Linked DNA regions of Mus musculus: all the other regions are linked to region 2. Evidence: chromatin loops called from intact Hi-C (ENCODE). Cell type or tissue: left cerebral cortex. All regions are shown on one strand. Links, peaks and the distances in the headings refer to the core of each region. The heading gives the core; the rest is flanking DNA. Region 1 has its middle 180 kb from the start of Gm36769. Region 2 holds the start of Gja1 (gap junction protein, alpha 1). Region 3 has its middle 110 kb from the start of Gm36595.

The links. Hi-C counts contacts between places; a loop is a spot of excess contacts. Peaks named below come from ENCODE experiments on the same cell type or tissue, not always from the same donor. Only the 100,000 strongest peaks of a DNase experiment are listed, where the experiment ranks them.
Region 1: it touches region 2 in a loop (3-fold over the local background); 8 of 42 quality-filtered maps call a loop at or near these places.
Region 3: it touches region 2 in a loop (3-fold over the local background); 3 of 42 quality-filtered maps call a loop at or near these places.

Annotation. Positions count from the first base shown.
Region 1 is chr10:56,750,087-56,760,329 of GRCm38, forward strand. No RefSeq gene overlaps it. Among named protein-coding and RNA genes, the nearest start is that of Gm36769, 180 kb to the right of the region's middle. In left cerebral cortex, for the core only: no CTCF peak of the experiment used is centred there; a DNase peak (open chromatin) is centred at 4,530; H3K27ac peaks cover 175 bases.
Region 2 is chr10:56,372,968-56,383,210 of GRCm38, forward strand. Gja1 (gap junction protein, alpha 1) reads left to right here and starts at 4,333. Exons shown (of 2, transcript NM_010288.3): 1 at 4,333-4,551. In left cerebral cortex, for the core only: no CTCF peak of the experiment used is centred there; DNase peaks (open chromatin) are centred at 4,325, 5,077, 5,316, 5,888 and 1 more place; H3K4me3 peaks cover 3,615 bases; H3K27ac peaks cover 2,420 bases.
Region 3 is chr10:56,536,366-56,546,608 of GRCm38, forward strand. No RefSeq gene overlaps it. Among named protein-coding and RNA genes, the nearest start is that of Gm36595, 110 kb to the left of the region's middle. In left cerebral cortex, for the core only: no CTCF peak of the experiment used is centred there; a DNase peak (open chromatin) is centred at 5,953.

The sequences.
Region 1 (10,243 bases), core at 1,129-9,128, 380 kb after region 2:
ATGAATGGGCCAGGTATCCACAGGACTCACCCATGGATGGCTCATATTAAAGAACATCCACTGGTGCCTCAGGAACTTGCAAGCCAGGTGGTTTAGGTTCTGTGCACACTCTTCAGGGATCCCAAGGGTTTCATGTGAGCTGCAGGTCAGATGTTGTCCACATTCCTGATTTCTTTACCTGATGTTGATGAAGATTTGAAAGCTCACCTGAGGAGTCAGGATGTGGAAATGGAGAGGGACTGATTATGAGCATAAAGGTAGCATTTGAATGCACCGAAACACACTCTGTTGTGTGTGGAGAAAGACTGTTTGGTATTCATATGAAATGTTCTTTCTCTCTATTCCCCACAAAGAATGTAAACAAATCCATTTACTGTACATTGGTTTTGCAAAACTGGGATAAGAAGTAAAAATTTGTTTAAGAATAATGATTTCTATTAGCATATATTAATTATATAAAATGTTGAGTTTCATTGTTATATTTTACACACACACACACACACACACACACACACACCAGTGTAGTCTCATAATATTCACATCCAGCCACTGATCTGTCTGGTTTCTTTTCTTATTGATAGTCTCCCTTCTCTAATAATACCATTTCTTGCCTAGGTTCCTCTTGATTTTAATGAAAAAATTAAAAATTTTCTTGATGATGTGAAAACACATTTGCATCCTAACAGTCAATTTTACACTAATTATCTGGATGATATCAATGCAAATTTGTAATCCCCCTTATTCTAATCTACAAAAATTTGTAACACCATGTTTCATCTTTCCCTGGCCATTTGGGATGAATGATTAAACTACAAAACCAATGCCTAGCCCAAGAAAATCTTGCTCTTTCTGAATGTTCTATACTTTTGTTTGGATATTAAATGTGCCACAAGGACCCATGTATTCAAAGCTTGACATCCAGATTGGTACTATTGGTTCATTGAAGAAATGGCTTCAAAGGAAATTGTGGAACCTTGATTTCCTCTCCCCTCCCCTCCCCTCCCCTCCCCTCCCCCATTGGTATTAACAATTAATATCTGTTTCTCTTTAACCTAGCTAGTTCCCCAATAAGGACACAGAGAGACCAAGATTTAATTGCAACTTAAAAGCACAATAATTAGGCATTATGATTCTATTCTAATCCTCTAAATTAATCTGGCTACCTCCCAGACAAAAAGCCCAGGACACTTGAATGTTTTTATTAGTCTTACTCTCTGGGCTTTAGGAGTGTGCTCCCATGGTGTCTCTCTGGGCTCCAGGAGTGTGCTCCCATGGTGTCTCTCAGGACCCCTTCCTGTGGTGAATCCTTTGATCCTCTCTTTCCCTCCTCCCATGGCTGGCAGAAGTCTTGCCCCATTATCTCTATTGTCTAGTTATGGCTTCTCCCAGCTTTTCTTGACAAGGCAGAGAATAAATGACGAGCATTGTTTACACAAACTGTAGACAGGAGATTCTTAACCTAAGTATTGCCATGCTATGTCTAGACTGAAACCAGATAGGGGGGGGAGGGAGAGAAATCAGCATTTGAATGCTACAAAGATAAACTTTACACACTGTACAATAACATGACTACACCCCTCCCCCTCTCCCTCCTTCCCTCTTGTTTCCTCTTCCTTTTCCTCTGTTTCTCCTCTCTAGCACCCCCTTTCTTCTTCCTCTTTCTTATTTCTTGACTGGGTATGAGGAAAGCAGTTTTACTCTCCAGTGCTTTCTAAAACAACAAGGCCAAAGAATCACAGACTCAAACTCCAAAGCTGTGAGTCTAGACAACCCTTTTTTCTTTTCTAAATTGATCATCACAGATATTTGTTACAGTAGTGAAATGTGAGTGCTACACACTCTGCTCTTGATTTTACAAACTGATGAAGAAATACATTTTTATAAGTATTAGGGGGAAATTAAATGTTGCGTGTGGTGGAATTATATAGTGCCTACTTTAAAATTTAAAGGATAAAATATTAATGACACAATTAAATTACTCACAGATTATTTCCTTTATACTAATAATTAACCGGAGCTGTGAATTAACAATAAGACTTACACACAGTAATAAATTATTTTGTTTTTATGAGAACATTGAACTGGGGTCATTATTCATTGACTCTTCAGGAAGTACTATGACATACTTTCTAGCAGCATGAAAGCAGACATCAGATAACCATGACAACAGTGATGGCTATTAGATAATACCACCACCACCAGGGCTCTCGCAGGATTTACTGTGATGAATCCTGGCAAATGCCCCAGGTGGTAGAGGTCACTTTTATTTTCATTCCATAAACAGGGAAATGGAGCAGGGGAGATAAACTTTCCCCAGCATCACACAGGGAGTAAAGGACAGCTGTGACTTTGACCTGGGTCATCTGAAATCAGACTCTGGACTGTTCCCACTCTACTATATTTCATTCTCTGAAACAATGACGGGGGGAGGGAGGGAGGGAAAGAGGGAGAGGAGGAAGGAGAGAAAGAGGGAGATTAAGGGGGAGGGGAAGGGAAGGGAAAGGAAGGGAAGGGGAGAGGGAGGGGAGGGAAGGGGGAGAGGGAGGGGAGGGGAGGGGAGAGGGAGGGGAGGGGAGGGGAGGGGAGGGGAGGGGAGGGGGAGAGGGAGGGGAGGGGAGGGGAGGGGAGGGGGAGAGGGAGGGGAGGGGAGGGGAGGGGGAGAGGGAGGGGGAGGGGTAGAGGGAAAAGGGAAGGGAGAAGGAATGAATCATTGATTTTTTTTTCTCCTAGCTCCAGCACTGAAGCTGTAAAGAAGAGGAGCCACTCAGGCAGAATAAAACCAGGAGATAGTAAAAATCATTGACAATATTTTAGAGCATGTGCTTCACACCAGCTATTGCTGTAAGACCTCTGAGCATATTATTTCCATGCTTATAGCAACCCTAAGAGATGCCATTTACTACTTCATCCCACAGGCGCCACTGCATACTTGCTTGTGTCTCTGCAGGGAGTAAGCAAATGTGAACCCAGGGTCTCTGACTTCAGGGGTTTGGGCAGAATTACTTACATTTTGCCTCTTTCTTAAGCTGGCATTAGATGCACTTTGGGGAGACCTCTGGTTTCATGATACTGAAGGGCAGACAGGCAGGTTACAGAAAAATAAAGCGTCTGTGGATTGGTTGAAAATCAAGAGGGAGATCGAGAACTACTAAGACAAAATAGGTAGATTGATCCCATTAGGCACGAGGCAGAATTCTGGTGTGTAAAGATACTAGGCAGAGCTCTCTAACACACTTCCAGAAAGACAATGGGATAAAGAGGTGGGACTTTCCTAACAGCAGGAAGGGAAATATGGGGTTTGCTTTGTTAAAGGAAACAAAACAGAAGAGGACAAGTGGCTGTGTGCAATTCTAGAGATAAATCACAATGGGATGACTAGCAGGCACTCACTCTTGAGTGACACAGAGCAGGACAGTCAAGGGCAGAGACTTGTAGCATCTGCAGTCCATTTCAACACTGTGATCCAGAGGAAAGGGTGACTTCTGGACCAGTTTTTAAATCTTCAATAGCTCCTGCCCTATTTAATTTGGTGTGCATTAGACAAGTTATCAATGCTGCTGGGAAGAAAGGGTCCAATAATAGAACTTAATTTACTAGGATAGTTGAATTCCCATTCAAGGACAAGGATGAACTGCTGAGTGTTAAGAGACACCGTGAGGTTGGGTATCCATCAGTCATTCTAGATGTCACTTGCAGGACCTTGGCCTGGATCCAGTAAGGTTTACTAACACTCTGTGCAACGAAATGCTATTCCAAGCTGCTATGCACTGTAGCTAGTTTTTATTCTTATTCAGTTCAGTATTTTCTGAGTCAGGCACATTGTCTAGTTTGTGTCACACAGTCCAAGTTCCTTCTTAAATATTTCCTTGTTTTTCTAATTCCTTTATACATTGTCTCCATTCCCGTATCCCTCTACAACAGAAACTGTTATTTTAATGTACTTTCCTTTTCTTTGTGTAGGAGATGAGCATCATGGGTAGGTATGTGTTTGTTATAATTTGTGCTTAGGTTACTATTTCATAGTGCTATAATTGTTTCATTTTAAATCACTTGGTATTGTGTTTTAAACATGCATTTATTCCTAGTCCTTTGATTCCAACTGTGGCACAGTATTACATTGTGTGTTTCCAGCAGGGTGGATGTTGTACTGTAAATAATATATTACATGATTTTAAAAAGGCTGAATCTCCCAGTCTGTGGGCCCAGAAAAGCTTAGGTTGGGATTTCTCTGGAAGAGATTATCAGGCGAAAGACTGCTCACTTGTCACTATTTGGTTGCATGTTTCCTAGATGCTCATCAGAATGGTTATGTTTGCAATTCATGTGTTTGTGGACTATATACTTCTTAAGAGTTCTTACTTGTTTGTGGATCTGTACTAACTGGCTCAATACTAAGAAAATGTTTACTGTACGTTTGTTGAATAAATAAGTGGGATCGAGTAGATCAAGCCAATTAATGCAAAAGGAAATTAGCATGGTCAAATAGAAATGAGACCCATGCGGCTTAATTTACCTACACAGAGACTTTCAGTTTGCTAGTGAGGAAGAGAAAAAACACTATTCAAAAGTTGCCAGAGTTTCAGGACTCTGTGTCCTGTCTTTGAACTGCTGTTTCCTCAGAGGAGTGGAAGGGATTTCTATTATACTGAGTAAAAAGGACATGCTCTGTGGAGCTTCCCATAATTGTTCCAAGAGCAAACTGTACTTCCAATGCCACTTCTCCCAGAAGTCAACACTATTTCCTCTCTCACTCTACCTTCCGGTTAAAAAAAAAAAAAAAAAGAAAAAGAAAAGAAAGTTCCTGTTTGTGATGAACAGAGGTCGGGCTCTCCGTGGGAATATTCACAAAGAATTGACATCCTCTGCAGACAATGTCACCGTGTCATAGGGCACGTTTTACCTTCCACATTGGATCACCACGTGGAATGTGTGCAGGATGGGATATCCATCACTGGATGACAGACTTATGACAACACTGTGGATCAGCGCCAAACCAATTGGGAGATGCTCCTGGGTGGCTCCTACAATAAAATGACAGAGGGTTCTGGTCTGAAATCAAGGCGGCTGGGGCGAGAACGGGAGCATTGCAAAAACAATCCTAAAGTATTTCCAAACATAAGTCTAGGATCTAAAGGGAATCAGTGCATAACTACTTTGATTTTTCAATTTCTTATGCCTAAGAAAAATTAAATGAGGACAAAAGTGGTTAAATTCGCCACTTAGCATTATCTCCAATGTTTAAGCTTTACACCGTGCTTTTTTAAATCACATATAATATTGAGATTTTAAACTGTATAATTAAATGTCCTAGCATGGTTTCTGCCACAGTGATGAAAAGCAACTTTGGGAAGGTGGGTTCATTGGCTTACACTTCCACATTCCAGTCTGTCTTCAGCGGGAGTCTGCTGAGGAGCCCAAGGCAAGAACTCGGAGACAAGAGCTGAAGTAGCCTGAAGCTTGGAGGAACCCTGCGTACAGGTTTGTGTTCCTGTGGCTTGCTCAGCCATTTTTTTAAAACAACCCAGCACCACCTGCCCAGGTGGGCCACCTCACGTCAATCATTAATCAAGAAAACATCCTCCAGACCCAGGTACAGACCAATGTGATGGTCCTCAACTGCTGTCCCTCTTCCTAGATGAGTCTAGTTTGTGTCATTGACAAAAACTAATCAGCACACTTAGTCCCCAAAGTGTGATTGTTAAAACAGGAAGGGAAAAAATTAATAATAATAGCTTGAGATTCAGACAGAAAATTAGCACTAAGAAAGTGATGACTTTTGCATTGTTGTGAATACCTGATAGAAACAAATGGAGGGGCGGAAAATTGATTCTGAAATTCTAGTTCGTGTTAAGTCCACACACTTGTGCCAAATGTCACAGTAGTGGGAGTAAATGACAGAAGAGATTCTCCATGGAGGATAAGGAACAAGAGAAAAGGTACACAGGAAAGAGTTAGGAGAGATATAGTCCCAAGTATACACTTGGTGACCCACTTTCTCCTACTGAGATCCATGCCTTATCTTTCATTGCCTGTCAATAATGCTATTTATTATTATTATTATTATTATTATTATTATTATTATTATTATTATCCTATCAAGTGATTAATCTAGTGGTTAGGTCCAAGCTCTTTGATTGGATTTTCTCTGGAAATATCAGCAGAGACACATCCAGAGGTCTTCGTTGTGAGGAGCGGGTATGGTGGCAGTCCCAAGAAGGCGCCAGGGACTGCAGCTAAGTCTTATGACTTGCACCTGACTTCCTCATCTGAATATAAGCCACAACCATCATAAGAGCTGCGCAGGTGTACCAGGATACTGGCGAATCCATTTTGGTGGAGATATGCCCCTGCTGCCCTGATTAGCTGAAGCTGTGTACCTGGTGAGGTGACGTGGCCTGCTGTGAGTGGATGAGGGCTGAGAGTATATAAGAGTGAGAGGCCCGGGTTAGAGAGAGGATTATTATTACTGGGAGATATAAACAAAGAGAAAGAAGAGAGAGGAAGACTGGTTTGCTGAATAAACTGCTGTTAGAAGGACTGGTGGTCGTGTCGTTCTTGCTGGTCGAGAGCGGACGCGACACTTCATCACTTATCTTCGAATAAAATTAACTGACAGTTTTAGTTGATCATTGAACCTGAGCTCAACTTAGAACCTGGAGAACCATGTTCCAACATTGCTCTTGGTAAGAGGCTGGGTGATGGAAGGGAGTGTTTGAGTATCTTAAAGCAAGTGGAGTACGCTGGACAACACTAAAGTCTATTGTGAAGTTAGTAAAACCATGGAAATTTCATTAAATCTTATGAGTTTCCCCTCACAGGGGTTGGGTTAAGCTAAGTAGCGGAGTCAGAGAGTTACATTAGTTTTCAAATCACACCGCATCACCAGGAAACTTTGTAAAGAAGAGGACAGATTTTATTTTCCAATCAACTCAGCAGGTGGTATTTCCAAAATGAATATCATGGCACAGAGTAAAGGTTACGATAAACTTGGAGAATCCTCAGTGCAGTGGTGGATATGAGTTAGTCACAGATGAAAAATCCTAGTCTCTGCAACTTTTTCTCAATGAGACTTAGTTGAGTGTGTGATCAAACTAGCTGTTAAGAAGAAACACCTTAAATACATCCCCTGAAAATCCTCGTTTCTGAGGTTGCAGTTGGTCGCCACATTCGACATTAAATGGTGACACCAACATGTTAGTCCGTGATCCATTTGATTCATTTCTCCTCCTCAACATCAACTGCTTGCCTGGACCACTATTGTGACCCATGTTGTGCAGACGCACTAGATGGGCAAGAATAACACAAGGACTGGTTACCTGGTGTGTCAGTGACTCACTCTCCTGGAGAAAGAGTTTTCAGCACCCTTGTTAGATAGTGAAACTGTTGAAAAATCAATAAATGAAGTGCTAAGTCACTGCTAATGAATAAAACTGGAGTCTCACTAGCTTGATGCTTCTACAGTAATGGCGTATGTTTTTTTCCTAAACATACCTGACAAACTTTCCTCCAATAGTTACTTCTGTTAAAAAAGAATCTTCTTCTTTACAAAGTTTTCTGGTGAAGCAATGTGATTTGAAAACTAGTATAACTCTCTGACTCAGCTACTTAGCTTAACCCAACCCCTGTGAGGGGACACTCATAAGATTTAATCTTTTTTTTCTTTAAGTTTTATTGCATTATGATGAGAAAAGATGCATAATTTCAATTTATTGAATTTGTTAACATTTAAAAACATATTTTGAGTAAATAGACTTATCACATTTTTCTTTCCCTTTTGTACCCCAGAGATCCCCCTTTCAAAACCTGCAATACTTTTCATTTTTTATCATATTCTTTAAAATTTATAAAATATTGTAAAAATAAAAATGAGTGGTATAAAAGTTGTTTGATATAAAACAACAATCAATTGAAAAGTCTTATGTAGATGTTTATCTACAGAAATATTGAAAATACATACTTTTTTCTCAATATAAATTTTAAATAGCTTCAAATATATTAATTGTGTGATATTTTAAGATAATATATCACTATTCATTTTGTAATGAGCAAAAATAGATAAAGTCTTTTTGTTTGTTTTGTTTTTAGTAGAGCTTAAAATCTTGGCTCTTACTGTGGTACAAACACAAAATAAGAACAGTTTTTGGACATTGGAGTCCATTTTAATAAGGCTGTACTTGAATGTCCCTCACATCACCAAAGAATTTTACCTCCATCGTAGATAAGCTAAGAGGTGACAGTTCTGCTGCGCCAAGGAATGAATTGTAGGCACGATTTTTGGATACAGATTTCCTGATACAGTCAAAGCTACTTGACTTGGGTGATTGTCGTCATTCTCAGCCCACAGGGAACAGAATATATCCATTTAAGAAATGGTGTGTGTATTAAGATGGTTTATCCATGAAGTCATTCATCAACTGTTTCAATGAACAATGGTTCTGCTTGGCACAGACATTAGGTGTGGGTAAGATTCTGGTTCATTGGCTGTGATGATTTTGAAAAGCATTCATCTCAGAATAAGAGTAACTTATAAAGTCCTCTTATTCAAAATTGATACAATAATTATAAATATCAAGCAAAGCCTTCATTCTTTGTTGTTCTCTTACAAGCCACCTCCCAAATTAGCTGTCTACATTTCTTTTGGCTGTATAAATAATTTTGAAATATGTAAGGTGTTCTGAAAACCATAGTGTAGTGTAAAAACATCAAATAAACAATCCTACTAATAGAGAGGCTGAGACAGGAGAAGCATTCTTTCAAGACCATTATGTGCCACACAGCAAGACCCTGCCATGTACAAACAAGCAGAAAATGTATATGGATTGTACAATGTTGGGCCTATTTCTCCCATTACCAAAATAGAGAGAGACCACTGGATGATAGCCAACAAATTTCTAATTCCTCATATTTCTAAGTTTCAATCGATTGGGATATATTGGTAATATTAATTTCCATATTAAGAGATATTAAGGAAAAGTGATTGTTACTTCCTGTTAATTTTCTTGTTGAGGTAAAATTATGCTTGCATGGGTTTGTTGAAAGATTACTTTCTTGCTTCTTCTAGGGTGTAGTTTCACTCCTTGTGTTGGTGTTTTCCATCTATTATCCTTTGTAGGGCTATATTTGTGGAAAGATTTGTGCAAATTTGGTTTTGTCATGGAATATCTTGTCTCCATCTATGGTGATTGAAAGTCTTGTTGCATATAGTAGTCTGGGCTGGCATTTGTGTTCTCTTAAGATCTATATGACATCTGCCCAGGATCTTCTAGCTTTCATAGTCTCTGGTGAAAAGTCTGGTGTAATTCTAATAGGTCTGCCTTTGCATGTTACTTGACCTTCTCCCCTTATTGCTTTTAAAATTCTTTGTTTAGTTCATTTCGTGTTTTGATTATTATGTGACAGGAGGAATTTCTTTTTGGGTTGAGTCTATTTGGAGTTCTATAGGCTTCTTGTATGTTCATGGGCATCTCTTATTTAGGTTATGGAAGTTTTCTTCTATAATTTTATTCAAGATATTTACTGGCCCTTTAAGTTGGGAATCTTCACTCTCTTCCATACCTATTATCCTTAGGTTTGGTCTTCTCATTGTGTCCTGGATTTCCTGGATGCTTTGGGTTAAGAGCTTTTTGCTTTTTGAGTTTTCTTTCACTGTTGTGTCAATGTTTTCTATGGTATCTTCTGCACCTGAGATTGTCTCTTCTATCTCTCATATTCTGCTGGTGATGCTTGCATCTATGACTCCTGATCTCTTTCCTAGGTTTTCTAACTCCAGAGTTGTCTCCCTTTGTGATTATTTTATTGTTTCTACTTCTATTTTTAGATCCTGGATGGCTTTGTTCCTTTCCTCTGCCTGTTTGGTTGTGTTTTCCTGTAACTCTTTAAGGGATTTTTGTGTTTCCTCATTAAGGGTTTCTAGCTGTTTACCTGTGTTCTCCTGTATTTCTTTAAGGGAGTTTTTTATGTCCTTCTTAATGTCCTCTATTATCATCATGAGAAGTGATTTTTAGATCGGAATCTTGCTTTTCTGGTGTGTTGGGGTATCCAGGACTTGCTATGGTGGGAGAACTGGGTTCTGATGATGCCAAGTAACCTTGGTTTCCGTTGCTTATGTACTTATGCTTGCCTCCCGCCATCTGGTTATCTCTAGTGCTACCTGCCCTGGCTATGTCTGACTGGAGCCAGTCCTTCCTGTGATCCTAGTTGTGTCAGAACTCATCTGAGTCAAGCTGTCTCTGTGATCCTGTGA
Region 2 (10,243 bases), core at 768-8,767:
CAACTGGCAGGCATAAGACACAGTAAATATTTACTGCATAATTAAATGTAAACATCCTAAAAGATTAACTGAGCGTCATAGAAAAATGATATCAAAGATTAAATAAACTGCAAGTGTTTTATCAGTTATATTTTTTAAAGCAGAGTTGAGGTTTGTTGAACGACACTTGTATATAAATTAAGCGAAGGGCTAGGAGGAAGGGATCCTAGGTGTGGCTTTCTCTAAGAGAGCTGCCACAGTAGCTTCTTGGGCTGTTCATTTGCACTCTGTACAGAAGATGGAGCCAGAGACATATTTATCCACAGCTAAACGTCTTTTCCATTTGACAAAACAAAGCAAAACAAAGCAAATTCTTCCTTCCCTTTATAAACATGTTGTTTGTTTGTTTGTTTAGCTTCAAAGTCAGATTCACTAGGAGGTAAATGGAAGACCCATAGAAATTTTACCTAGACAGAGTCAAATTTTGACGTTTACATTGTTTTCAAAGATGTCAGAGAGCTAAATAAATGGGGAGCAAGGTTTCAGTTACAGGAGTCCTCTGGAATTGAATAGGAGGTGAGTTGTCAGGTTTCAGAAACTATGTAGAAAAGGATTCTAGTGTAATTTGTTTGTGAAGCTGCTGGCTCCTAGCATTCACAGTAAGATCCCTTCCCAGCTGGCTACCAATCTAGGAAAAGCATTCCCATATTTGCAAGCCGTCAAGCTCCACATTCTCGTCCACTCTTTCCTTGCAGACGGAAAAGAACACACAAAAAAAAAAAAAAAAAGTTAGCTTAAATTGAAATTTGATCCATACAAAATTATTGTAGTTCTGATAGAAGAAAATATAAACCAGGATAGCTGCTCACACCAGCATTCTAACACAGGAAATAAGGGAGGAGGGTCATAACTTGTTTAGTGAGACTTTATCTCAAAATTTAAAACAAACAAAAAAAAAACCTCAACCTCAGATAAAGGTGTCTTTAATCAAAAACTGGCAGCAGACAAGCTGGGGATCTATATTGAGACTTTAACTCAAGAAGGAGCTGGAGGAGAAGGAGGAGGAAGAGGAGGAGGAGAGAGGAGAGGAAGAAAGGAAAGGAAAGGATAAGATAATAAAATCTAAGCCCACTGCAATGTTATTCTTGATCCTCCCAGTCTTAGATAGCTCTGTCTCCTACAGATCCATCTTCATTCCCAAGGAGCTACTTATCAGCTCTTCAGTCAGGTGACCACCTCTCTCTTGGGAGAGAAACTACCTTCATTCTCCTACATCCCAGCCCTCTACCTCAGCACTTCATTTTCTGTAAGGTCTGCATTCACTCTTGTTTTCAATGAATAATTGCCCTTTCTGAGTTAAAGACCTAGAAAGCCTCAGGCTAGTGTTATTTTCCTTACAACTAAACCGCCTCCCAACCATCTTGAATGCCTTTCTCCTCTTGACCTTACTGGCTTTTGTCATTCTTTTCTTTGTGGGCTTTAGAGGAAATCCATTCAAGCTGTGCGCTTTGTCTTGGAGATTCACGGCCTACATTCCTTCTTTTAACAAACACTTTAGAACCTGTGGCTTTAACTGTCGATTCTTTTCCGTTAAATTACAATCTTTACAAAATTTTAACCTGAACACCTTAACCCACAGTTGAGAGGCCCCTTGGCTACCTTTGCCTAGGCATTTACGCTCTCCATCACTGGATTCTCTCTCCTATAGTGTCTTCTGCTGCCTCCACCCCTTCCCTTACCCCCCACCCCGCACCCCTGCACCCCAGCTTCCGTTTTTGGTGTTAGTAATATTTTCCCAATTAAATTTCCAAACTTGCTCTCCACTTCCTCCTGCCTCTTGTTTTCCTGACCTATCAGTCCATGAACAAGCTCTAACGTCTCTGCTTCCCTTTCTTCTCTAAGGTTGGCACATTCATAGCTCACCTCTCTTCCATTCTAGCACCAACTGCGATGCTCTCCATAACAGTCTTTACAGCCTGTTTTTGTTTTTTAACTCAACACTGGGTTGTCTCTAATGCAGTTGAGGATTACTTGAAACTCTTCTCAGATGATTGTACTGTGTTACCTTCTCAGGTGACTGGGTCTATAGGCAAAGACCATTGGGATTAAAGGTGTGTGCCCCATGCCCAGCAAATCTTTCTTTAAATTAAATAAAATTTGGTTTAGTAAAGAGGGAAAGAGGAACAGGTAGACTCGTGAACACTAAGTTCTACTGAGGTTCTATAAATGTGCGTAAGCTAACTATGGGTGGATGATGAATTGTTTGCTTCTAAAAACAATTCTTTAGAAGTCTGGATATTTTCCCATAGAGAATAATAAATATTACAACTGACAAATTGCTTATGCTGAGTTCTATACCACAAACTTTACACTTGTATCAAAACATCACATAACCCCCAACATTACATACAATTCTTATGTGTTTTATCAACTAAAAATAAATTTAATATGCCAGGCATGTGGTGCGTACATTTAATCCCAGTGCTGAAGAGGCAAAGGCAGGCAGAACTCTGTGAGTTCGAGTTCCAGGACGGCTACAACTATGTAGAGACCTCGTCCTTTAAAAAAAAAAAAAAAAAAAAAAAAAGTAACTAAATAAATTTAATAAGAACCAACAAGCTAGCTCAGTGGTAAAGGTGCTGTTTTCAGGCTGAGTATCTAAGTTAATTTTGAGATGGAAAAAGGGATCCAGTTTCACAAGCTGTCTTCTAATTTCCACTTGCATACACATATATGAATACACATAATAAATAAAGGTTAAAAAAAAACCAAAAACAAAAACAGAAACTCTAGGAGCTGGAGAGATGGCTCAGTGATTAAGAGCACTAACTGCTCTTCCAGAAGTCCTGAGTTCAATTCCCAGCAACCACATGTTGGCTCACAGCCATCTGTAATGAGATCTAAAGCCCTCTTCTGGTGTGTCTGAAGAGTTACAGTGTATTTATATACATAAAATAAATAAATCTTTTTTTAAAAAAATCTAATGTCACATTATCACATTCATTGCTGGACATAAAGCCTTGAAAGTCCGATTATAGTTTCTGCATCTGTAACATTACTTCCCTTCTTTAAGTTAAAGACAAAGGAACCTCAAAAGTAAGAGAACATGCTGGGGTCTTAAACTGTGAGGTTTTAAATGGCACTCCCTTAGTCATCCTAGTGAGAGGGTGCTTCGGCAGGAAAATGTTTCCCAGGAAGTCTTCGCCATCCTTTGTTCTGCTATTTACATTAGTGTGAGACGTTCAGCTCCATCAGGTGATGCCTATACAAAGGCCTAACTCCAGGAGCGCCGCTGAAGCCTGTTTATCGCCCTATCACAAGCCCTCGTGGGGGGCATCTGGGAACCCTCAAAGGAGCTGCCCACCCTAGGAATGAGGTCATATGACTCAGGCTTTCATAAACCCCATCAGGTATGATGAGAGAGGCATGAAGCTGTGGGCAGGCAGTCACCAGGCCCACATCTCTTCCCTGAAAGTGCTTCCGAGGGACAGGATTGGAAGAGAGAAAGAAGTTTTGAGACAGGCTGTGTCTGGCAACTCTGGTCTGCAGCGGTTAGAAGGAAGAGGAGGAGGGGGACAATTCTGGCATCTCCCTGCCGATTTAAATGTTAAATTGTAGGCATAAAAAAGACTAAGATATGGATCTTCACTTCCTTGGAGATTGGGTTGAGGTCCTATCAACGTTTCAGACAAGAGTTACATACATGATATATTATTTTTATTCATAGTATAGAACATGTATCTTCTTGTTGTTAATTAAAAGAATAAGGAAAACTACCTAAAGCAGCAGAGAAACTGAAGAGTAGACATCCCACTCCACGGGTCTGGTTGTGAAATGCCTTTCCCATGCCCACCGCCTCTTTCCTTTGTTAATTGTCCGGGTTTAAGAGGAAGAGAATTAGGTCATAAGAAAGATCACTCACACCCACCTCAAGCTTCACACACCTTGGGCAACCCAGAACAAGTCTGCACGAGTTCACCTTGTCTCCCCCCCCATTTTTATTTATTGTAATATTATTATTATTATCATTATTATTTAGGAAATGTGACCTAAAAGGGACATCTTCTCACTGCCCGTGGTCATCTCCTGAAGGAATGACCCATCCAACAGTTTTTTTTTTTAATCTGTGAGGAGTCACAGCCCCGCAGTAGCTGACGTACATCTAGAGCTATTTCTTACTTTTTTTCCCCTTCTCGTCAGCACATTGAAACTACAACTTTATCTTGACCAGGTTGCTTCTTCTGCCTGCTCAGCTCCACGCTCGCCAGCCTCCACTCCACCTCCTCCCCGCCTTTTCTTCCTCCCTCCCCTTTCTCCTAGCCCCTCCTTCCAGTTGAGTCAGTGGCTTGAAACTTTTAAAAGCTCTGTGCTCCAAGTTAAAAAACGCTTTTACGAGGTATCAGCACTTTTCTTTCATTGGGGGAAAGGCGTGAGGGAAGTACCCAACAGCAGCAGACTTTGAAACTTTAAACAGACAGGTCTGAGAGCCCGAACTCTCCTTTTCCTTTGACTTCAGCCTCCAAGGAGTTCCACCACTTTGGCGTGCCGGCTTCACTTTCATTAAGTGAAAGAGTAAGTTTTGAAAAAAAGAAAAACCCACTTTACCTAGTAGCGTCTCTTTCTGTAAGGGAAACTCTTCTATGCTTTGTAAATGCGTTGCGTCTTTGACTTAGGATACTGTAAGTAGAACGACGATCTTCAAAGTGCCTTTGTCATTTCCACGTGCTGAGTTTGATTTGGGTTTGTTTAAAAAGTTCCGCTGAGAGTGCAACAGGTAAAAGGCTCAAACTTTTTCCAACTAGAGTGAAGGAAGGACCAAGTTACTAAACTTAGTTCTTTGTTATGGAGCCTAACTTCACTTTTCTGTAGTCGCCAATGGAGAAGGTGTTGCGGGGGTGGGGGTGATGGGGGGGCACCTCAGTCAACTTTGCTTAGCCTGCTTCCTATAGTGCTGGACACTACACGCTTCTTTTTTTTCTTATGAAAATCCGGTCGCCTGTTCTACTGCCTTGAAACTGCAGACTCCTTTTGTAACAGAGTGCTTTGTTGAGACGCTGCGGCAGCAGTTGACTTCCACGTGGTTCTCTCTTAGACTTTTCAGGACTAAGCCACTAAATACGTAGACCAGGGTGCTGCGGTTAGAGTTTTTAGACCAACAGTGGGTACTTTGTGCAAGCCTGTGCGATGCTACGGGATGAACCTCTTAGCCTGCACAGCCAGCATTTTTTTTTAATACTCCACGCTGGCAACTCCGGGCGCGAGAAATCTTGAATGGGTGGTGGTGACTTACGGAGAGTTAGAGGAAGAACGGGCGTTTAGAAACAGTGTGTGCCAGGTTGCTTTTCCAAAATCAACTGCTAGAACGCGAGCTCCTAGAAGGAATGGGGAAAAGGGATTTTTAGAGCTGCGCTTTTAGAAAGAGCTGCCCCCTCTCCACCCCCAACTCCTCCTGCGTGCCCGGACTTGTAGTGACTTCAGAGCTGTTAGGACAGTTTTGAATTGGAGCCATCAGAGGGTGCAAAGCACTAAGCAAAAATGATGCTAACGTGCAGCTTGAAGGGGGTCCGTCTTAAAGCTTTTATTTTTAATTGGTAACACATTCTGTAAAGCACTTTGACCGGCCTAAATCCACACCGAAGTATCAGGGTGGGTCTGTATTGAAGGGCTTTTTTTTCTGTACCAGACCAGGCCGAGTCGTTGTGAAGTGAAAGCTTTAGGGCAGAGGATGGCACGGGCCCCTCCTGCCCAGTCTTAGCATCATCACGGGCTCCGTTCGCGCTTCCCGCAGCCTCCCAGCTTCGCGGTCCAGACGGCTGGCTGCGGAGGGGGGGAGGGGAGGCCAGGCTCGCGGCCCGACGGTCAGAAAGCAAGTGGGCGACTTTATTAAAGTTGTCAGTCTGAAGTCCCCCGCGCCCTCCCAGTCGCCTTTTCACGGTTTCTCTGCCTAAACTCGTCGGGTGGCTGAGTGGAGCCCCTGGGAAGGTCCCCTAAACACCTAGGGAGTCCCGGTGCTGGTAAATGCACTTGTAACACTCCTGGAAACTCTTGAAATTCCCCAAGAATGAGGCGGGGCGGAAGAAGGAGGGGCAAAGAAGACCCTTCGAGAAACCCTGCCATAGCTACTGACGTGTGCTGAGGCAAATCCGTTCAGGATTGGGAAATTCAAACCTTGACTTCCGAGCAGAGTTCTCCCCGTGAGTGCCCTCGGATCCACCCAACGCTCGCTGGGCATCTCTGGCAGAGTCTTGGTCGAGCACCCCGGGAGACAGCTTCCCTTCCCCTCCCTCCCAGTGCTGGGTTTCGGGTTGGAAGAGGAAAACTTAAAACGTACAGGGCAGCCTTTGGAGGTGGATTTGATTCCTTTGTTCCCCAAGCCAAATAATAATGACTGGAAGGTAGTGAATCTTACCAGTCCAAAAGACCACTGGGCAACCTTGAACGGTCAGTAGTGTCCCATGAGGAAGCCTGGGGTTCTTTTTTTCTTTTTTTTTAATGAGGATTGCTGAAAATAAAAGTCTGTAAAGTAAAGTATGCTAATGAGGACGTATACTACCTGAGGAGAGGGGTACTACTAGTTAATTCTGCTAGGTAGGCCAAGTTGTGTTGAAATGTTAGTTACAGATTGTATGGTGTGTCCTGGTGAGGTGTTGAATTCTGAATTACTGGAATACATCTATCTCCCCGGTGTGTGAAAACTTTGCACACTCAGAAACGGGTGCAGTGGCTATCTGTCTTTTGTCTGGTGTTCCAGGTGGTAGTGGTTTGATATTCCACTGTCTAAACACATTATATATATATATATATATATATATAATCTTCAACATTGCCCCATCATTCTTTGAGGTTGGGATTCTTCTATTGCTGACTTTACACGGGAAATTTGGTTCTAAAGCCAGCCACGAGAAGGGAAGGCTGCATTTCCTTCCGCATAAGGAGCAGAGCTTGGTTGCTTAGCTGTTTCCAAATCCCGCAGAGAGAAGGAATGGCACATACTCTGCCTTTATTACGGTATTGCAGAGGTGTAGCTCTTGTGAACTGTAGAAACTTTGTATACCCCGAGGGAAGGGAACTATAGGAAAGTCACCCACTGATTAATACCTGAGACTCCACCTTTCCTGTTGTTCTAACTTCCCTTCAAGATTCGGTTTGACTTTTGATGTGTTGAGGCTTATCCTGCTCACTCGGGAGAGAGAGAAAAATCCTCTTGGGTGTATCATTAACGTCTACATTAAGTGTAGATACTCCCAAGCTTAAAAGTTCCCAGCTGCTTCTAAGTGGGAAGGTACAGATGTGCGTGTGTGTGTGTGTGTGTGTGTGTGTGTGTGTGTGTGTTGATTTCTTGGGGTAATTGGTTAAAATCTCCACTTTCCATGACTGTTAATTTACCATAAAGAGATTCTGCGTGAGCAAAATGCCGTTTGCCAAAATTCAACAGTGGTTAGTTATTTAGGTAACTGCCTAAATTCACATCTCAGTTTTTTTTCTAGTTATCTACTTTTTTTTTTTTTTTTTTAGAAACTCTGTTAACAGTTTTAGTTACTATTTTACTACCAAAAAAAGATATCAAAATTAGAAGACAAGTGAGATAAATTTACAGTACTTTTGAAAGAAACAGCTATATTTTATCACGGTCTTAAGTAAAAGAATGGCATACATGGATTATCTCACTTGTGCTTATTGAGGCAAATAGACTGTACTTGGTGAGACTTGAGCATCCTAAACCTGTTCTATGTGACCTTGGACTTACAGAACTGCTTAGTAAGAGCTATCCGTTTGCAGATGGGTTGGAGAATGGAGGCAGATGAAATAACAAAAAAAAAAAAAAAAAATGATGGTTTTCGGAATTATTTGGATGACAGTTAAATATGGCTCTTACTCTGCAGTTTCTGATCTGACACCAGTCCCCTTTCCTAAGGTTGACTGAGCAAACTTGGTTGGCGGGGAAAGAGATTCACCATCTTCCTTTGGGTGGGGTGTCTTAACCACAGCTTATTCTGTGGAGTCTGGTACGTTTTGACTGTGTACAGACCAGGATATGTAAAGAGCAGGATCAAGAAGCCATCTGGTGTTTCATATCAAAACCTGTGAGCCTGGGAATATTAAGAAATTCCTTTAAAAAGAATTGAGGTAATCTGGACCCTGTGTGTCAGAATTTGTAACAATGATGTTTACACAAAATAGGTGTCATTGACAAAAGAGCTAAACTTACTCACCTGATATAAGGCTACAAAGGTTGATGTAAACTTTTCAAGCAGAAGTTTTCTGTGATTGTCCTTGGCTTCTGCCTTGTAATCGTGTGTTACCATTCATTAAAGCACTCAGAACTGGGGGGGTTGGAGCATCTCTCAGAGCATCCTAACCTCCATTGAGGTCTCATTGTAAATTAAAACGGCTCAAGAATGATTCAAAGCATGTCTTTTCAACCAACAGCAGTCCTTTGGTTAACTGTCACTTGAAAAATTTAGGTACTACTTTAACTAGGGGAGAGAACACACACAGAGCAATAGCCTTTGCTTTTTAGGTGGATGAGTGCTTTGTCTGAATGTATGAATGTACACAGTGTGTGCCGGATGCCTACGCATCCAAGGAGGGATTGGGTCCTCTGGCACTGAAACTATGTCCTCCACAAGAGTAGCAAGTGCTCCTAACTGCTGGGTCATTTCTCCAGCCTCTCTGACTTTTTTAAAAGAAGAGTTTTTGCTTGTTTTGTTCTGTCTTGCTTTTATAGACCTGACTCTGACCTTAAATTTGTCAGGATCCTTCTGTTTCAGCGTGCTAAATGCTGAGATTACAGGCGTCAACAACCCTGCCAGGTGAGAGTCCCCTGAATTCCCTCACAGATAGTTATGTAGCCTATCTTATTCTGGGGTACTGGAGCTGTGGGAAAGCAAGCTTCCTCACAGTTCACGTTCTAGAGGAGGATCCTGACAGTAAGCAAATGTACGTTACGTGGCACAGAGGAAAGCTGGGTTTTTTTGTTTTTTTTTTTTTAAATTGGACAGAGGAAACAGGAAATTCCGGGACCTGGGGAAGGGCTATTTCATAGTTCCTGCTCAGGAAAGCTAGCTAATGAGGTGAGACCTGAAAAGAAGAGTGCAGATGCAAATATTTTGGCAAGTTAGGGAAGACAGGAAAACTGAAGAGAGGTGAGTCAGGCTAAATGCTAGGGTACTGAGTGGAAGCATTCATAGACTGATTTTATCTTGATAAAACTTATCTGCACATTAAAATTCAGGTGTGTTCATTATGTACCAACTTAAAACTGGCCCCCCAAAATCTGGCTGTGGTTGGAAGTGCAGAGGAAGATGCACAAGGAAGCATTTCGCATGAGAGGCGGGTTTCCTTATAGAATTTAAAGAAAAAAAATTGGAAGGAGGGATTTGCATTTAAGTTTTAGACATGCAGAGCCGGGCGTGGTGGCGCATGCCTTTAATCCCACCACTCGGGAGGCAGAGGCAGGCGGATTTCTGAGTTCGAGGCCAGCCTGGTCTACAGAGTGAGCTCCAGGACAGCCAGGGCTACACAGAGAAACCCTGTCTCGAAAAACCAAAAAAAACTTGCAAACTTTATATGCCCCAGTACAGGGGAACACCAGGGCCAAAAAGGGGGAGTGGGTGGGCAGGGGAGTGGGGGTGGGTGGATATGGGGGACTTTTGGTATAGCATTGGAAATGTAAATGAGTTAAATACCTAATAAAAAATGGAAAAAAATAAATAAAAAAAAAAAAGAAAAAAAAAAGTTTTAGACATGCAATGTTTTGCACTTGGCACACTAGGAAGTAGAGCGTGGTGGTACACCCCTTTAATTTCAGCACTTGGTAGACAGAGGCAGGCAGATCTCTTGAGTTCAAGACTCACCAGGACTACACAGAAAAACCCCATCTACTCAAGGACAACAACAAAAACCCACAATGGTGCTGGAATGATCTCAGCCCTTGGAAGGCTGAGGCAGGTAACCACCCAGGCACCAGTTTAAGGCTGAGGTGAGGACCATGGAGGAATTGGCAGGGTGGGAAGACTCACAAAGCAATACGTCCTCCATTAAATTGCCCATTAAGTGGCTTTAATCAGGAACTTCTTTAGGCATTTCCTTGTGGATTTTTAGATAGCATAATTTTATCTAAAATATCAAAGGACTTTCATCTAAATACACTTCACATGTTCTATGATGATTGCTACCTAGGCGTGGTGGGTGGTGGTGCATGCCTTTAATCCCAGCATTCCTGAGGCAGGGTAGGCAGATCACTTATTCTGAGGGCAGCCTC
Region 3 (10,243 bases), core at 1,371-9,370, 160 kb after region 2:
GGCTTAGCAAAAAAAAAAAAAAAAAAAATCTCTTTCAAAACCAGGCAAGGGTTTTTGAAGACACAGGGTTATCCTGGATAATCAGTGAGCCCTGTCTAATCAATTACATAGGAAAAAAACCCCATTTTAATCATATATATATATATATATATATATATATATATATCACTTTACATCATGCACACTGCCCCCTCTCCTGGTCACCTCCTCCCACAATCCTTCCTCCATTCCCCTTCCTCTGTGTAGGGACCCTCCCCTGGCTGTCCCCCCATACCCTGACACTTCAAGTCTCTGTGAGGCTAGGCACTTTCCTCTCCTACTAGGTCCTGAAGGGGATAGGAACTCCACAGGAAGACTAACAGTCAACTAACTTAGACTCTTGGAGCTTTCAGAGTCTGGAGAATATACACAGCTGGACCTAGGCCTCCTTGCACATATATAGTAGATACACATTGAAATTTTTAAGTGAAGGACTTTTCCTGCATGAATTCTGGGTCAGATGAAATAAGATCGTGTCTGGAGGGGTCCAGCTCAGTGGGTAGAGTGTTTGTCTAGCATGCAACAGAGCCATGGCTTCCGTCACATTCAGCAGCCCATAATGTATACACAGTGATGTGTACTTGTAATCGCAATGCTTAAGAGGTGGAGACAGAAGGATTAAAAAGTCAAGTTTATTCTCAGCTTCAGAGCAAGTCTGAAGCCAGTCAGGGACAGAGGCATGAGAACCTGTATCAACAACAAGAATAATGTAGAACTGTGGAAGAATAGTGTGAGAATTGCAACCCTGGGGGGAGGGAATCAGGGACTAAAGAGGGGCTAGCTCCTTGGAAGGGGAGAAGTAAGGGAAGAATTCTGCCGGATGGTGTCAGAAAAGGAAACATTGTCCGAGACAGCTTCAGTTTAGCCCAGTAGGAGCTGTGTGGAGCTTCTGACTCACACACTGTAACAAACCACATTTATTTTGCCTTAAGTTACTAAATTTGTAGTAATTTGTTGTAGCAGGATTCCAAAGTTAATTTGGTAGGAACTGGCATCCCTGGAAGTCTATTTTAAAACACGGTTTCTGTCTCTATTGTCTGCATTTCCAACAAGCCCTGAAGTGATGTGAATATATGTGCCCCGGGTTGTGGACCACACTGTGAGCGGCAAGGCAAGGCTGGTGTTTAACCCTTCCTTCAATATCACCAAGGTATCACAAATGAAAGAATTAAGGAAGAAGGCATTTCTCAGACACTATTCAGATGAGTATTGTTACTGGAGTGGACTTTTATTCACAGCCCCGTTACTTTGTTGCTAAACATAGCACATTTACTACTTAATAATAGTAAACAAAACAAAACACAAAACGAGCAAAGCAAAGCGTCTGCATGGGAAAAGCGGCCTGCAGAGGTGCCAGTGTTTGGAATATTTGGCTCCAGAGTGTCTGTGTGTTTATGGATCTTGCTGAGGTGGCCTGGCTGACACTTGGCTGATACAAATTGTTTCTCATGACCAACACCTTGGGGGGAAAATAAGCAGCAGGCTAAGCTCTCTTGCTTCTTTCCCAGGGTGGGCATCTCACATTGTAGGAGTCAGTAAGCTTAAGAAAAAGATTTCAGGGCAAACGAAACTTTTGTTGCAACAATCTAATGGGACAGTTTCCAGGAGAGACTCACTTGGTCCGTCTGTTCTATAAACTAAGAACGGTACAAAACCAGAGGGGATGTTCCCGGTGACCTGAAAGGTATGTTCCCTCTTTATCTTGTTGTCCGAGGGCACTCTGTAATTATGTGACAGTATATTGTTAGCTGTGTTCCTTGCAATGGCACTGGCCAAAGGCTTGGAAGAAAATTATCCAGTTATTAAAGAAGATGTAGAGCACCACACTAGCATGAAGCAGAACACCAAGATGGGCTAGTCTCTATCCTTAGTCACAAACAAACAACAACAACAACAACAAAGCAATACCTCAGGTGGAGTTGGCTCACCCCAAATACTTAGAGGGGACCCAGGTTTCATGCACTCATCAGGTGGCTCGCAACCACCTGTAACACCAGTTCCAGGGGATCCGACGCCCTCTTCTGGCCTCTCTAGGCACCTGTGTGCATGCCAACACACACAAAACTAGAAGCAAATAAGCCAACCTTAAAAACAGAAAATCCTCTGGGGGAAATCAGAGTGGAAAGGATTCAAAGAATGTGGCAGGGACTTGTGATGAGAAATTATCACGCAGATGTTTACGAGGAAGAATGAGGAAAGAACGTATGATCCAAGCTACGTGCAAACCTCATGCTCTCCAGAGCAAGTAGGAGGCTTCACAGGGTCTGGAGCAAGCATTTTCCAACTATGTGGTTGGTAGGAATCATAACCAAGAGCCTGCTGAACAGCAGATTCTCTGGCTCCTATTCTGTGATTCTTTAAAACGGTTCATTATGGAAAATTCCAACCATTAATATAATAGATCGAAGGCATCCCCCACCTCCCCACTCCCTGTTCTCAAACTCAGTAATTATCACAGTGTGCAGTGTTGCTTCATCCACAACACCTGCCCATTGCTTCCTTGTCCTGCTTCCTTAGGGGATTGTATCAGTGCAGATCTCAGTCATGGGCCAGGTGTCTCATGTAGAGCAAAGTAAGCGTTGACACTCCAAGACACAGGGTTCCTGATATATTTGTGAACGCTAAGGTCTAGGTGGCTCAGAGATATCCCGGGGAAGTGCACATGACAGTCCAGTTAGTTTTTGAAGCTTTCAAGCAGAGGCGGAGACTGGTTAGGAGGGAAGATGCCATTGAACGGCAAGGGGAATTACTGGAACCATGGCAGTGGGAAGGAACTAGATGGCAAAGTGTCTTTCAAGGATGGTCAAGCCGGTCACTGAGGCTAAGAACTTCATCCCCAGTTAGGGAAGGAGGAAAGTCAGCATCCAGAATCTCATACTGTAGGGCATAGTTGCCTTGTTGGAACCATTTTTGTCTCTTGGATATGATGTAGAGTCAGTATCTTTTCTGTTTCTACTTAAGTGGAACAGAACTATCTTCCTCATTGGAAGTTTTTATTCTTTATTTGTTTGTTTTTTTGCTTGCTTTTTTTTTTTTTAGACCGGGTTTCTCTTTATAATAATCCTGGCTGTCTTGGAACTCCCTTTGTAGACCAGGCTATCTTGGCCTTCACAGAGTTCCCCCTGCTTCTGCCTGGAATCAAAGGAATGTGCCATCATGCCCCCACTTTATTTATTTGTTTAATACAAGGTCTTGTTATACAGCTGAGGCTGGCCTCAACATTGCAGTTATCCTCCTGCCTCTGTGTCCGGAGCTGGGCTCACAGGCCTTGGCTGCTGCGCTGGAAGCATTTTTCCCTTGGTAGGTAAGATCTTCAGATACTCAGTCTGAGTGATGGGGAATGGATTCCTAAAATCCCATAAGTGAGTTACACAGTGTCACAAGGAGGTGGAGCCTAGGCCCAGCCACTGGTCCTTAGGACTCTTTTGGACTTACATAATTAATTAGACAATGTAGGGAACTTAGGGTAAGTACCCTACCTAATATAGGGTAATGAGACAATGAATAGCTACTTGGTTGAAGTTTTGCTGATAATCCCACATTCTTCTCCATCTATCAGCGCATAGGCTGGGGCAGAATTACAAGGGGAGAAAAGGAGCTGTTGTTGACTTTGTTGTGCCTCACCGCTGCCCTGTGGTTAACCATGTTTCCAGTGCTTTCCCTTGGGATACAGGAGTGGAAAGCCTTAAGAGCCTCTGTCACAGTGTTCCTTTAAAAAGCACCACTTTTTTTTTTCCTTCTTCTAGTTTTGGCAAGGAGTTGAGCTGTTGCTGTTGTAAAACTTGAAAGCAGAGCCAGGCATGGTGGGCTCTACCTGTATTTCCAGCACTTGGGAGGGAGGCAGAGGCAGGCAGATTGTGAATTTGAGCTCAGCCTGAACTACAAAGCGAAACTTGGTCTCATAAAACCAACCAACCAATTAACCAACGAAAAGTCAAGCCAAGTCTGAGCCTGCCTGGTATTAAGTTTACAGAGTGCCCTGCTATACTGCATGCACACCAGACCTGTGACGAGTTAGGTCTTTGTGCTTATTGCAGATGACATTGCAAAAGGGTTGTAGGCAAACTCTTGGGGTTACTCCAAAAGAAAGAGTGCATGCATAGCATTTAACAAAAGTCATGGTAGACTGGGCTTGATCTCAGCACCAATCCATGACTAATATCAAGTGGAAATCAGAAAAGAAAGGGAGAATCTTATTCCGAGAGGGATATTTGGTAGTGTCAGAGACTATTTTGAATTAAAAAAAAAATTACTTATTTGCATGTTAGAGGGTTGAGCATGTGCCATAGCTTACCTATGGTGGGCTAAGGATAACTTTCCTGATATTATCTTTCTAGCTTGAGGTGTTTAGGGATTGACTTTAGGTCCTCAGGCTTGGTGACATGTTTGAGCCATCTGGTCAGCCCTGAATCCTTCCTGGTTTTCACAAAAAAAGGGAAGAGATAGTGCTATAGATTTTGGGGAAAGCAAGTCTAGGGTTATGGCTAAGCATAGACTGTGCGTGGGATAGTCTTGAAATAGAATTATTGATTCAAAACTGTCAATGACACTCACAAAAACTTTGCTCTGGAGGTTGTGGCTATGACAGCACTTCCCTAGCGTTTTAAAGAACAGTTTGATGCCCCACCCCTCAAAGGAACTTAGCTTGATTTACTTGTTTATTTACTTATTTAAGACTCACAGCCTGGTGTGTAAACCATTCTGGCCTGAAACTCACTGTCCTCCTACCTCAGCCTCCTGAATACTAGGAATAAGGGTGCACAATTAATTAATGTGAACTCAGAGTACGACTATGTAGCCCAGGCTAGCCTGAAACTAACTCTCCTCTTCACTCAGTACCTGAGAGCTAGGAATAAAGAATTTCACTATTAGACCTTTAGTCCCGGCACTGAAGAAACAGAGGCAGGCTGTGAGTTTGAGGCCATCGTGGTCTGTGTAGTGAATTCCAGGACACCCAGGGCTGCTATGTAATCTCTCTCTCTCTCTCTCTCTCTCTCTCTCTCTCTCTCTCTCTCTCTCTCTCTCTGTTGTGTGTATACACACACACACACACACACACGCACATGAATTTTACTATTTTCTTTACCAAATTTTGCCTAGCAATTCTGTACAATGCAATTTATTTGGAATTCAGTGAATCTAAATGATGCAATACTATTGGCAGAGGATGGTAGTGTGAATCTGATTCAAAACCGAACACTAAAACACCTGTTATTGTAGCTTCCAGGAGAAAGTAAAGAGGAAAATTACATCCTTACTCATTTGTTGCTATACTTGGAGACCTGAAGAATTTCAACTGATTCTGATCTCTCTGGTCTTAGATGTCTGTGAGAAGCCTGCATGTGTGGTGTCCTTGCCCTACCTTCAGCAGCATTCTTCACAGGTGCCTTGGTTAAATGCCTCCATCAATTCTGTTTCCCATGTCCCTTGCTTGTAAACAGTCTGAAGAGTTAATAGGACCCTTAACGCAATCACAGCACCAGCCTCACACCCACAGTCAGAAGCCCGTCTCCAGAAGCTAATAAAAGGTAAGATTCCTGTTATTATAGCCACCTGGGCCCTGGCACATGTTACTCGTTTCTAAATGGATACCTGCTGGAAGTTTCTACTCCCCCTACCTCATTCCTATTTAACAACAAAAATAACAACAACGAAAGTCTTCATTTCCGGTTTTAATTTTGAAGCCTGTGTGCCTGGCATTTAGTTTTGGAATTGAAGACTAAACTTATAGGCAGGTAGAAGATTGGGAGGAATTCCAGCCCTGGGGAAGCTGAGGCAACAGAATGAAGAGTTTGAGCCTGGAGGAGGCTACACAGTGTGACTGTTTTTTTTTGTTTTTTGTTTTTAAATTCTGATGGCACAATATCTTCTCTTTTAGCAGGCTGCCCACCCGTCATCTGTAGCAAATTTTATCTCCAGACATTCACTGCCTCACACACCCATCTTTTGTCTGAATGGTATCTGTCTCCTCTTCTGCCTGGGTGGCATGTCCATGTGGAGAGCCTAAGTGCTGGCTCCTTGGCCTGACAACGCAAGTCAGTGCTCGCTTCTGGTGCTGAGGTGCAAACCTCTTTGTACTTGTTTTAACTTTTTAGTTTTTTTCCTCCTAATTTCAATACTCAGCATTTTTGCCTGAATTCCATCTTATATTTTTCTCTCTGCACATGAATATCATTATGATACTTTCTGATACTGAGAATGTTAGCTCTCCCTCCAGACCCTTTGAATTTTACTTTTCCCATCTCTAGTGTGGATGATATATTTTGACAAGTGTTCGGTACTGAAATCTTACTTTGCTGGCTTAGACCATGCATGCAAACTTGCAACTCTTCATGACTTGAATTTCTTTATTACTGAGTTATCATTTCTCCCAGGTATTTGCAAATGAACAGTATCAGGATCTGAGCTAGGATGGGGAAGTGCTGTGGAAGCTAGGAAGGGGATCCCAGCATCAGACTAAATTTACTGTAGGACCTCACTGAGTTTAACCCCTGATATAGGATACTGTAGGATTTATACAAGGAAGATAATATTTTACAGGAATACAGTTGTCTTTCTATTTTGGCATATTTATAGAGATAAAAAGGGAACAGTTAAATAAACTAAAAACACATGGTAATTAAAATTTCTTTTACACTTATTATGTATTTTTATGTGTACATGTCATATGGTATGGCGGTCAGAAGACAACTTTCATAAATTGTTTCTCTCTTTCCACCAGACAGGCCTTAGGGATTGAGCCAAGCTAAGTATCAAGAGGCTTAGCAGTGGCAAATGCATTTACTTGCTGAGCCATCTCCACAGTCTTCACACAATAACTCCAATGCATGAAGTTATTCTAGTGTCACAGTGAAAACTACCAACATGAACTCTCAGGGTTGATTATTCCATAACTTTTGATGTTTGTCTAAGTGCTGGTTTGGGATATTTGTAATAACTGGAGTAAATTTGCTATGTGGATCAGACTGGCCTAGAATTCACTGGCACTTGCCTGCCTCTGCCTCCTGACAGCTGGGATTGGGGGTGTACTCCATCACATTCAGTGTTTAATATAGTATTTTATCCACTCACGTAACTGTAAGTCTAAAGGTAGAATTTATCCATCGTTTGATCTTGATCCTTGTAATATGTTTCTGTATTTCTGTCAGTTTTGAGTCATTCATGTGAGATGTCATTCTGCCTCATTTATCATTCCTCAGTCATGGCTCAGTCTTTCAATTCAGAAATATTAAGAGGTTAAGGCTAGAGTTGGTGCTCATGTAGTAAGACCTTGTTCAAAGCCAAAGAGGAGGAGGAGGGGGAGGAAGAGGAGGGCGAAGAGGAAGAGGAGGAGGAAGAGGAAGAGGGAGATGATGATGATGAGGTGGTGGCAGTGTAGGCTTAGATTTTTCAAAACCTACTTTAATAAGGGTTTTCAAATGTTTTGACTCCCCCCTCCCCCCCTTCTAGCTCACTGTTCAAAAGTAGGGGAGAAAAGATGGTAAATAGGATAAGGGGATAGGGACCTATTTAGAAGTAGTTCTTTGGGGGAGATTCCAATATCTATTGTCAAGGTACCAGCAGTTCAGTTCAGTAGTATCAGGATATCAAATACAAGTCAGCAAGGGTAGCATGATCCAGTAGAAACTACCAGGCCTCCACCGAATCTGCATGAGTCAACAGGAGTAACCAGAAACAGCTGCGACATCAAGAGTTTTTTTGTCATGCCTCTCTCAACAAAGTGAAGATCAGCAAAGACTTGAGACCTTGAATTGTTGCAGGCTAGCTATGCAAGTGCCCTGTCACTGTCCGTTGAATCCTATTTTTACCCTTTCCAAACATCATGTGTCTGTCCATGGATCTTTCTCAGCAAAATGCCACGTGAATCTGCCTCAGCAAAACATCATACAGTTAACCTCAGCAAGACACCTTGTGTGAGTCTGCATTATATAGCACAACCAGAAACTTCCAATCATGGGAGGAAAAGGAAAAGGAAAAGGAAAAGGAAAAGGAAAAGGAAAAGGAAAAGGAAAAGGAAAAGGAAGAAGACAAAGAAGTAGTAGAAGGAGAAGGAGGAAGAGGAAGAAGAGGAGGAGAAGAAGGATGAAGGAAGAAGAAGAAGAAGGAGGAGGAGAAGGAAGAGGAGAAGAAGGAGGAGGAGAAGGAAGAGGAGAAGAAGGATAAAGGAACAAGGAGGAGGAAGAGGAAAAGAAATTGTGGTAGGGGTATTGATGGCATCCACAAGGACAAAATGTCTCTGGTTCACATCCTGTGAGTAGCAGAGAGGGAATTTTTTCATTATGTCCTTTTTTTAAAAACTAAGTTACATTTATTTATCATTATCATTATTATGTATTATTATTTAACCTTTATTTATTTATTTATTTATTTATTTATTTATTTATTATCTGGGTGAAGGTAGATGTGTTACTCTGGCATGCTTAAAGAGTTCAAGTGGCAAGTTCTGGGAATCATTTCTCTTCTTCTACCACATGGTCCCTGGACTTGACTCAGGTCACAAGCCCTTACCCACTGAACCATTTCTCTAGCCCATTAATGACTTGTAATGGTAAAGAAGTCATTAACCCATCCAAGAAGTATTTCTCTTTATATCTCAATGGTCAGTATCAGACATTTTGAAGTAATCGAGGAAAGATATATCTGAACTGTCACATAAATCAAGAATACTGTACAAGTACCAATCTTTGGGTGTGAGTTAAAATGGATATTAGGGTTCAGTTACAATATTCAATATAATATCTTCTGTGAATCAGACCATAGAACTATAACTAACTTTAGCCCAGTTGGGTTTGAATTCTCAGCCCTAAGGAAAAAGTCTGGCTTAGCTCTCTGTGTTTTCATCACTAGCACTGGCAAGTAGAAAACAGACAAACAGAGACAAACTGCTCCTGGGAGCTCACTGGCTGACAAACCTAGCTGAAGTGGGCTTCTAGTTCAGTGACAGACCCTGCCTCAAGGCAAGATGGGTGAGAATCATAAAGATACTTCATGTGTGCTCTGGCTTCCAAATAGGCACACAGGGCTACACAAACTTGTATAATCACATGCATGGACTACACAGACACAGACACACTGAGAGAGAGAGAGGGGGAGAGAGAGGGAGAGAGAGAGAGAGAGAAAGACTAAGTGGTTTTCTACTGGTTTGTTTTACAGTTACGCTTAGAGAATCTCTCTCAGTTATGCTTAAAGAATCTCTCTCGATTGTACTTGAAAGAAATACTTTGTTTTGAAATTTATTCTGAATGAGAATGTATTAAAGCTCTCTTGATTATGGTGAACTGACCAACAGGAAGCCTAGCCAAGAAGCTGAAGGGTCCATGGCAACATCAAGCAAAGTGTGAGCACAGGTCTGTGCCTGGGCTCTGGACTCAGGATGCTCAGCTTGGATTGAAACAAGCAGATACATAGAAGCCTACAGAAGAGGATGGGAAGAAGAGGAACCACTGGTAAATGCTTTATAACCATCATACATTTACAGTGCTCTCTTTTAAGTCTTTCAGATAATAATAGTGATAATTTAAATCTTATGATCATAAATATGTTTCGCATATGAGGTTCCAATTAATTCTATTTGTGTGTAATTAAAATACTATAGTGCTTGCTTAGCATGTTCATGTTCAAATCCCTGGCTTTGTTCCCAGCATGGCCAAAATTAAAAAAAACAAAAAACAAATAGAATAAATACTAGAGGTGTGGGTTAGGTTCCTTATCCCACTTTGCCTTGCAACTTCTGAGGCACATAAAACACGACTCTGTGTTTGATCTGCTCTTGGCAAGGATGACAGATGGGCTGGGTGGAGAACAGCCGTACGTGGGTAATGCTGTTAAATTTTACACTAACAAACCAGCTGTAAGTTGGCAATTTTATTAAATTCCAATAAATTTTATTAACAAACCAGATATTTCTGATGGTTAATATCACTACCTCTTCAAACTCATGTCTCTAATTTTAACTGATATTTTAAGCATCTAACAGCTGCATACTACTTTTATTACAAATAGCAATATTTAAACAAGCTAAGCCTACCTAAAATCAATATTGAAGTGACTTCATCTAGTCTCAAAGAGAGCAGGCAAGTTGGAACTACTAAGGAAATGATACACCCTGGTTTATATAATCCCAGGTACACGTGGTCAAATGGGATGTGGCTGGGTCATTTTGATGGTTGTACGTTAGACACGTTTGTATTCAACGTGGTAGTGA